3 separate regions of the Homo sapiens genome follow, and regions 1 and 2 are each linked to region 3. The links are chromatin loops, found by intact Hi-C in ENCODE. Cell type or tissue: dorsolateral prefrontal cortex. All regions are shown on one strand. Region 1 overlaps MYLK (myosin light chain kinase). Region 2 overlaps MYLK (myosin light chain kinase). Region 3 overlaps MYLK (myosin light chain kinase).

Evidence for each region. Hi-C counts contacts between places; a loop is a spot of excess contacts. Peaks named below come from ENCODE experiments on the same cell type or tissue, not always from the same donor. Only the 100,000 strongest peaks of a DNase experiment are listed, where the experiment ranks them.
Region 1: it touches region 3 in a loop (2.2-fold over the local background); 2 of 110 quality-filtered maps call a loop at or near these places.
Region 2: a loop joins it to region 3, with 6 times the contacts of the local background. A loop is called at or near these places in 92 of 110 quality-filtered maps.

Annotation. Positions count from the first base shown.
Region 1 is chr3:123,778,142-123,780,641 of GRCh38, reverse strand. The region is part of intron 4 of MYLK (myosin light chain kinase); the gene reads left to right. Among named protein-coding and RNA genes, the nearest start is that of MYLK-AS2, 90 kb to the right of the region's middle. In dorsolateral prefrontal cortex, no CTCF peak of the experiment used is centred here; a DNase peak (open chromatin) is centred at 1,473; H3K4me3 peaks cover 566 bases; H3K27ac peaks cover 263 bases.
Region 2 is chr3:123,651,450-123,653,949 of GRCh38, reverse strand. The region is part of intron 24 of MYLK (myosin light chain kinase); the gene reads left to right. All of the region lies in intron 1 of LOC124909421 (a long non-coding RNA gene), which reads right to left. Among named protein-coding and RNA genes, the nearest start is that of MYLK-AS2, 37 kb to the left of the region's middle. RefSeq lists an enhancer at 1-238. In dorsolateral prefrontal cortex, a CTCF peak has its summit at 1,426 (motif pointing left); DNase peaks (open chromatin) are centred at 410 and 1,389; H3K27ac peaks cover 1,391 bases.
Region 3 is chr3:123,722,246-123,724,745 of GRCh38, reverse strand. It overlaps MYLK (myosin light chain kinase), which reads left to right. Exons shown (of 34, transcript NM_053025.4): 13 at 2,466-2,500. Among named protein-coding and RNA genes, the nearest start is that of MYLK-AS2, 34 kb to the right of the region's middle. In dorsolateral prefrontal cortex, CTCF peaks have their summits at 767 and 979 (motif pointing right); a DNase peak (open chromatin) is centred at 1,005; H3K4me3 peaks cover 640 bases.

The sequences.
Region 1 (2,500 bases), 56 kb before region 3:
TCTTAAGACCAACAGTGTGATCTGGAAGGAGGGCAGTTCTGGTATCATGTGCTTGGGTCTTTGTCTTTAATTCAGTCTGCCCTCTGGGCTGTAGTTTCCTCATCCTATAAAATGAGAGAGTTGAACCAGATGACTGTGATGCCCCTTCCTGTTCCAACATAACATGGTTTCATAAAAATACATTTATTTCTATTTTATTTTATTTTTTGAGACAGAATCTCGCTCTGTTGCCCAGGCTGGAGGACAGTGGCGCAATCTCGGCTCACTGCAACCTCTGCCCCCTGGGTTCAAGCAATTCTCCTGTCTCACCCTCCCAAGTAGCTGGGATTACAGGCACGTGCCACCATGCCGGGCTAATTTTTGTATTTTTAGTAGAGATGGGGTTTCACCACATTGGTCAGGCTGGTCTCAAACTCCTGACGTCAGGTGATCCACCCACCTAGGCCGCCCGAAGTGCTGGGATTACAGGCATGAGCCACCGCGCCCAACCATAAAAATAAATTTTAAACAAGATTTTGGAGTAGGGACCTGGTGGTTTTATGAGCATGCTTACCAGTTGACCCCACTGCTACGTGACAGGCTGACTTAAGTGACTAGTTTGCAGGTTCGTTCAGTAAACACTAATGGTATGCAGGATGTTTGTACTCATGCAATAAACAGATGACAGAGAAAACCAAGACACTGTCCCTGTATTCAAAGGTTTGACATCCTCAACTTGCTGAGGCTCTAAATCTGCACTTCCCACACCCTCTACATGCACATCAACCTTGAGTGCTGGCATGTCGTGTGGGAATGAGGAAGTGTGTTCTGATGTCACACATTGGACCTGATGTCTCCTTCAAATTAATCCCTGTCCCCTGCCTCTGCTGAAGAACTCTGAAATAAAGGCGGGTGGGAGATGGTGATGGTGAGAAGAGACTTATGTCCTGATAGTGATGGTGAGGATGAGCAATAGACTCACTTGTTCTTCTCTCATGTGGTGGCACGCTGAGTCCCTGAGCAACTCCTCTAAGAATTGCAGGTCCCTCTCAGCCACTCAGAAAACTCCAGCAGGGATTACGGCAGGACGAGGTGGGGGCAGGCAGAGCCTGTTGAGAGCTGGAGTTTAGATGGTGAGCACAGAGTCCCAAGCCTGGGAGGGAGGTTGTCTGTGGAGTGTGAAGAACTTGGCTCAACCCGGCCACCAAATGCTGGGAAGCCTGACAGGGGAGTGAAAAATGAGCCTGGAAGAGTTGGAGCCAGGAAGGCAAGGAAAATCAAATCAAATCTGGATCCTGACTTAAAAGGCATTAGGCTGAGGGGAGCCAGGCACCTGAACATACTTTCCACAGCCTGTCATGCTGGGCCTGCCTCATCCGTGTGCAAGGGGACGTTGGGCCCAGGGAGACTGGTTCCCAGGCCACCATCCCCCAGCCAGTCTGCTCAGGCGCAGGCACAACCCCATCAAATGCCATACTCTGTTGAGCTAGAGGACAGGAGAGCTGCTGTGGCTCAGTCCCGAAAGGAGTGGGGAAAGACTGTTTCTGGAGCAGACTGGCGCCAGTCAGTCCCCCACATGCACAGTGAACACTGGTACTGAATTAATGAATTATCTGAGACAAAGCTCTTTTGTCATAAACTCAAGTCATACCCAACCCCACCCCCACTCTTCATTTTTAGCTGCCAGGACATAGCTATTTGGGGTTTGAAGTGAAATTCTGGACACCTTAGTGCTGGAATCATTCGTGGAGGCACTTTGTCGAGAGTGGTTTCTCAAGGTGGGATCCTGCAGAAGCCACTGGGTGCCTGCAGGGTCCTACCCAGACCCACTGAGGTGAGACCAAGGAATCTGCCCTTGAACACACTGTCCCTAAACAGGTTCTTCTATGAGCCACTCAAGGGGCAGCTGTTAGTCTCCAGAGATGGAAACAAAGGTCACACCTGCAGGTTTCAGCCGCCCCTGGGCGAGCACATGGGAAGTGGCTGGGCAGTGGAGGAAGGGGTGACTGGGCTTCTGCGTCTTGCCTGATTTTACTTCTGAGGGTGGCGGGTCTGACAATCTCAGGCCCTGGGAAGGGGCTGTCTGTTGATGGGCTGCTCGAGCATATTGCTGACTTATAGATTGGTGATTTTTTTTTTTTTTTTTTTTTGAGGCAGAGTCTCACTCTGTTGCCCAGGCTGGGGTACAGTGGCGCAATCTTGGCTCACTGCAAGCTCCACCTCCCGGGTTCACGCCATTCTCCTGCCTCAGCCTCCTGAGTAGCTGGGACTACAGGCGCCTGCCACCACGCTCGGCTAATTTTTTGTATTTTGTTTAGTAGAGATGGGGATTGATGATTCTTATTATCACCATTATCTCCCCATTATCACCCTCCCGAGGAATCCCCTAGTGCAAATTTAATACCACAGTTATACTCTATACCATATATGTGTACTGGAGTATATCTGTGTGTATATGTAAAAAGAGTAAGACTTTTTGCCCCTTACTCCTGAGAACCAATTATCGCCCCCCCTTAGGGAT
Region 2 (2,500 bases), 71 kb after region 3:
AGTGTGGGTCCCAGGGGGGCAATCAAGTTCCAGTCTGTGGTGTTAGGATGTTACTTGGAAAAGTGACAGGAAAAGGAGTAAGATTGCAGTGTGAAGATGTTCATTGGCTGGAAAGGAAATCATCCAGGTCTGTGCTATGGTGTAAAGAGGGAGAGACTGGAGAATCCCCGACTAACCCCAGGCAGCAGGACCAGAGGCCACGGGAGCTACAAGGTGTGGCCCCCAGGGGTCTAGGACAGCTGCTCCCAGGGCTGTGTGGAGACTCTGCCAGGAGGAAGAGCTGTGACTGCCTGTCTGGGGCAAGTGGCCTCTCCCTTGTTCCCTGCCATCAGCCCGCTGAACCCTCTCTGGGCCTTCAGACTCCCCTCCCCTGCTGCCACCCCTCCCAGCTGGGAATAGACAAAGGGCAATGTTGAAATCACTTGAAATCCAGAGGAGGAGTCCAGTCCACCCAGGGCTTCCAGACAGGAAGCTACTCCCCAGCTGAGGCTGGCTGGATTACCAAGGGGGAGGAGGAAGAGGGCAGAACAGTTGGCAAGTGTTAGGCCTCAGGGCAGAGGACTCTGGTTGAGGGGATTCCAGGCAAAAGTCCTCCACGGTCTGCTCAGATGCTTGTTAGTTATAAAGCTTCATAGGCCATCCCTCTGCTGAAGAGGGAAATGGCTCTCAGGGAAGTGGCGTGTGTGTTCACGCACGTGTGTGTGTGTGTGTTGGCAGAGAGGTGGGATCAAGTGACAGGTCATTGTAGGTCATTTCTGTGGAGCAGATGGGGTGGGATCATATTAAAAAGGCAGTGCTGATTAACCCACACTCCATGAAGCCCGGCTAATGTTGGCTCTGACCTTCACCACTACCACCACAGCCACTGCCACTCCTGCCTCTCGCTCTTCTACTTCATTCTCATGCCTCATTTGCATCCCTGTTGGTACCCTAGCCCTCATCCCACATCCACTCACCATGTGTTCTGTGCCCCTCCTGTGTTCTAGGCACTGCCATGGGCACTGGGGATACACTGGGGGACAAAGCATGGGTTCCCCGTGGAGCTCCAGTGGCTTCTCTATGCCAGAGCCACTCCTAAGACTAGGGTCCCTGAACTGACAATGTACTCCCAAACCCAAGTGCACAGAGCCAGAACCTTACCACAGCCCCGCTCCCTCCCAGCCCAGCCAGGTCTTGAACTGTACTCCTCCTCAAATCCTGCTGTCACTCAAATCCACTCCATCCCTGCTCCTTACCCTAATTTGTTCTAGTCTGTATAATTGTTAGCAAAACAGCTACTGTGACTGAGGCTTCTTGCAGAACTGGAGCCTCCTTGCAACCCCCAGGACAGTTCGAGATATAAAGCCTGTACCGCTCCCATCCCAGGCTGCAGCTACGCCCTGGCCTCAGAGGCCGTCTCCGGGGCGGGGGTGCCCTCTAGTGTTCTCTGGGTGTGCAACAGTCCTTGGCTGCAGGAAGGGACAATTCTCTGTCCAGGGGACTGACTGGACTTGTGCCATGTGAGGGTCCTGAGCACTCAGCTGATCCTCTCCCAAACACTCCAGGGTAACGAGACTCTCATCTGTTTGCAGAAATATCTCAGAACCATCTTCCAAATAGCCTTCCACTTAGCTCATGGATCTCATAGCTCATTCTGAACAGATTTTTTTTTTTTTTAAGTTCAGTGGAAGACCCTTCCCTAGTGGAAAGATGGAAACCAGTTCACCTTTCTCAACAACCCTTTATGCACCAAGAGCTCTGCTAATTGAACTGTGGTCTTTCCTCTACTTCTCTCTCACTCCTCCCCTTGTGGTCAAATAGAAGAGAGGCAGGACAAGAAGGGAAAAGCAGAAGGGGATGTAGCAGCCTGGAATCTTTCTCTTTTTTAAAGAGATCGGGTCTCACTCTGTTGCACAGGCTGGATTTGAACTCCTAGACGCAAGCATTCCTCCCGCCTCAGCCTCCCGAATAGCTGGGACTACAGGCACTTGCCACTGCTCCCTGCTTAGTCCGGACTCTTGATCCGAGTTTCCTGCAGCATAAAGGAACACAGTGCACTAGAAAGAGGGGCTGGAATTCCTTGAGAATGATCTAGGTCCTTCCCCCAGAGCATTAGCATGAGAATCAGATCTGCCACAGACCTCTGGGGTGAGAGGCGAAGGTGAGGCATGGATGTGGGCTCATGAGTGAGGCCAGAGGCTGGCCCTGTGGCTGTCTACCTGGACTCACAGTGACAGGCAGGGGCCAGCTCTAGGACTGGATGCCCCCTTCAAGGCACGCAGGGAAAGCCTCCTGCTGCCGGGCCATTGGCAAGACTGCTTCTCCTGACACCAGGCCAGGAAAGCTGCCCTCTCCTTTCCCTCTCACTCTGCTGCTTGGAATACACTGGTCTCCATGCCACGCCGGGAAAATGTGGCACAGGAACAAGAAATAAAGGATGACTCAACTGGTGAACCACTATATCAGGCAGCAGCACCACAGGTCAAGACAGGGGCCTCCCTGACAGTAAATAGGATGATTC
Region 3 (2,500 bases):
ATGAAAGAGCGAGCAAGCGAGCGAGCAGTGGTCCCCAACACTTATGCACCAAATAGTCCCCATTTGTGTCTGCGTCATTGATGTATTGCCTGTGAACCTTCCTTGTTGGTGTAGTTTGCTCAGGCTTTGCTAGAAGCTGTCTTTAGTGAGTAAGAGGAAGTGCCATCTAGTCTTCCTACATGTAGTGTTCTTGGGTAGGTAAGTGAGAATTGAGGTCTGCCTTCCCTCCCAGCCCTTAGCAAAGGACAGAAGTCCTATTGGATCCAGTGATTGACTTCAAGGAGGCAGCCTCCTTGTGGCTGGAATGCAATATGGGCGTTAAGGACTAATAACGGAGTCTAGACTAAGTATCAACAAACATTTTCTATAAAGGGCCAGGTAGTAGCTATTTTCAGCTTTTCAGGCCATACAGCCTCTTTAACAACTCTCAACTCTGCTGTTGTGGTATAAAAGCAGCCATAGGAGGCTGGGCGCAGTGGCCCACTCCTGTAATCCCAGCACTCTGGGAGGCCAAGGCAGGTGGATTGCCTGAGCTCAGGAGTTCAAGACCAGCCTGGCCAACACAGTGAACCTGTCTCTACAAAAAAAAAAAAAAAAAAAAAAAAAGCAAAACTTAGCCAGGCTTAGCAAAACTTAGCCACTGCACTCCAACCTGGGTAATAAGAGTGAGACCCTGTCTCAAAAAGTAAAAGAATAGACAATACATAAGCCATAGACAATAAGTGAAAGAACGAGTGTGGCTATGTTGCAGTAAAACTTTATGAATACTGAAATGTGAGTTTCACATAATTTTTACATATCATGAGATATATTAATTACCTTTATATTTTTCGGCCATTTAAAATATGTAAAAACTATTCTTAGCTTGCAGGCGCTACAAAAACAAGCTGCAATTAGCATTCTGCCCAGGAGCCATAGCTTGCTGTCTCCTAGTTTATACATCACTCAAGACGGTGTTTTCTCAGCGACTCTTAGCGTTTCCACACCCATTCCACTAGAGGGCGATCATGCTCAAGTTGGGTTTCCTTGGCTGCTAACTTTAGTTTAACCCAGCCTCCGAGCTGGGAGAGCCTAATGTCTCCCAATTCTGATGTGCCCTGAGCCAACAGCTCCTTTCTGGGGCCTCCATCCCATCCCATGTTTGTGGGGCCACAGTGAGTTACGTTCCAGTTAAAGGAGAGCTCTCAAAAGGCTTGTCAGCACATGTTTGGACAGAAGAGACACATTGGCGGCAGTCAGGGAATACACTGGTATTGTCAAGGAAGAGAGGTTTGGAGGGTACCATTGTGACAAAAAGTAAAAACAAAGAGCAGTGCTCACTTCTCTCAGTGGCAGGATCCAGGCCCCTGCCTTTCCCAGCCCTCGGCCCCACTTTTATGAAATGCAATAGGTTGAGAGGAATCTTCCCCTCTAGTCCTATGATGTGCTTGCTGGTCTCTTTGCCAAACTGTCATGGAGACATGAAGTGTTGCTATGTGCAGAAGAAAACACTGCATTGCAGGGAGACGACTTCTTTCTGTACTGTCTCCCTTCCCCACTGGCCGACCCCAATTTTATGAAGTGCAAACCAGGACCCTGGGGCCTGGCAAGGGAAGAAACTGACAGTTGCTTCCTATATGGCAGCTGGACACATTCCTGCTCCGAGGACAGACTCTTCAGTAATGAGATTTTTTTTTTCCTGGAAATGAAAAGTCACATCCCAGAATGATAAACTCCCAGGAACATAGAGCATTAAGGAAACCACTGAAGCTCATTGCATGCACTCCTGTCTCCATGCAGGACTTTATGTTACCTGGAACATGTCACATGTAAGGGACTCTGGAAAAAAGGAGCCGAGTCATTTTTAGTTCCCTATATTTATCTTTTCTGTGAACCCTAAAATACACCTAATTGCATAGAAGAAACGCACCTAACTGCAACAGTGGGTGGGGGATGCAGAATTGCTTTTTGATAAATATCTACAGTGGAAAATTGAATCGTTGTTTCTGGAGACATCTAAGTGGAGCTGGGCACCCCATGTTCAGCCTGGGAAAGCTCCGTTTTGCCTGAGGCTGGGCTATGGGCCAGATGACCGTGTAAAAGTCTCTCCAGGCTCAGAATTCTGTGAAGTTGAGGATGTGGATTTGGAGACTGTTTAACACAGAATGCCCAAAACTCTGTCCCTTTCCCTCCTGCATTTTTAATTCCTCCAGATTCTCCCTCCCCCATCCCTCTAGGCCCCGTCTTCCTCCTCCACCACACAATTACTCCCTTTCCTTCATCTCCTTAGCCCCTGGCTCTTTCTCCAGCCCATAAGCCTCTGTCCAGCTGGCTGGAGATGTGCATGGTACATCATTAGCCCTCAGTGGATCTGAGCAAGCATGACAAGTCTCAGCGTCATGACAGCAGCAGCCCTGCTGAGGACAGGGCTCCCGTCCCTACTGCCAGTGCTGCCTGGCCTGAGCCTTCCTGTGCTTCCTCCACAGGGCAGCCCATCCAGTACGCTCGCTCCACCTGCGAG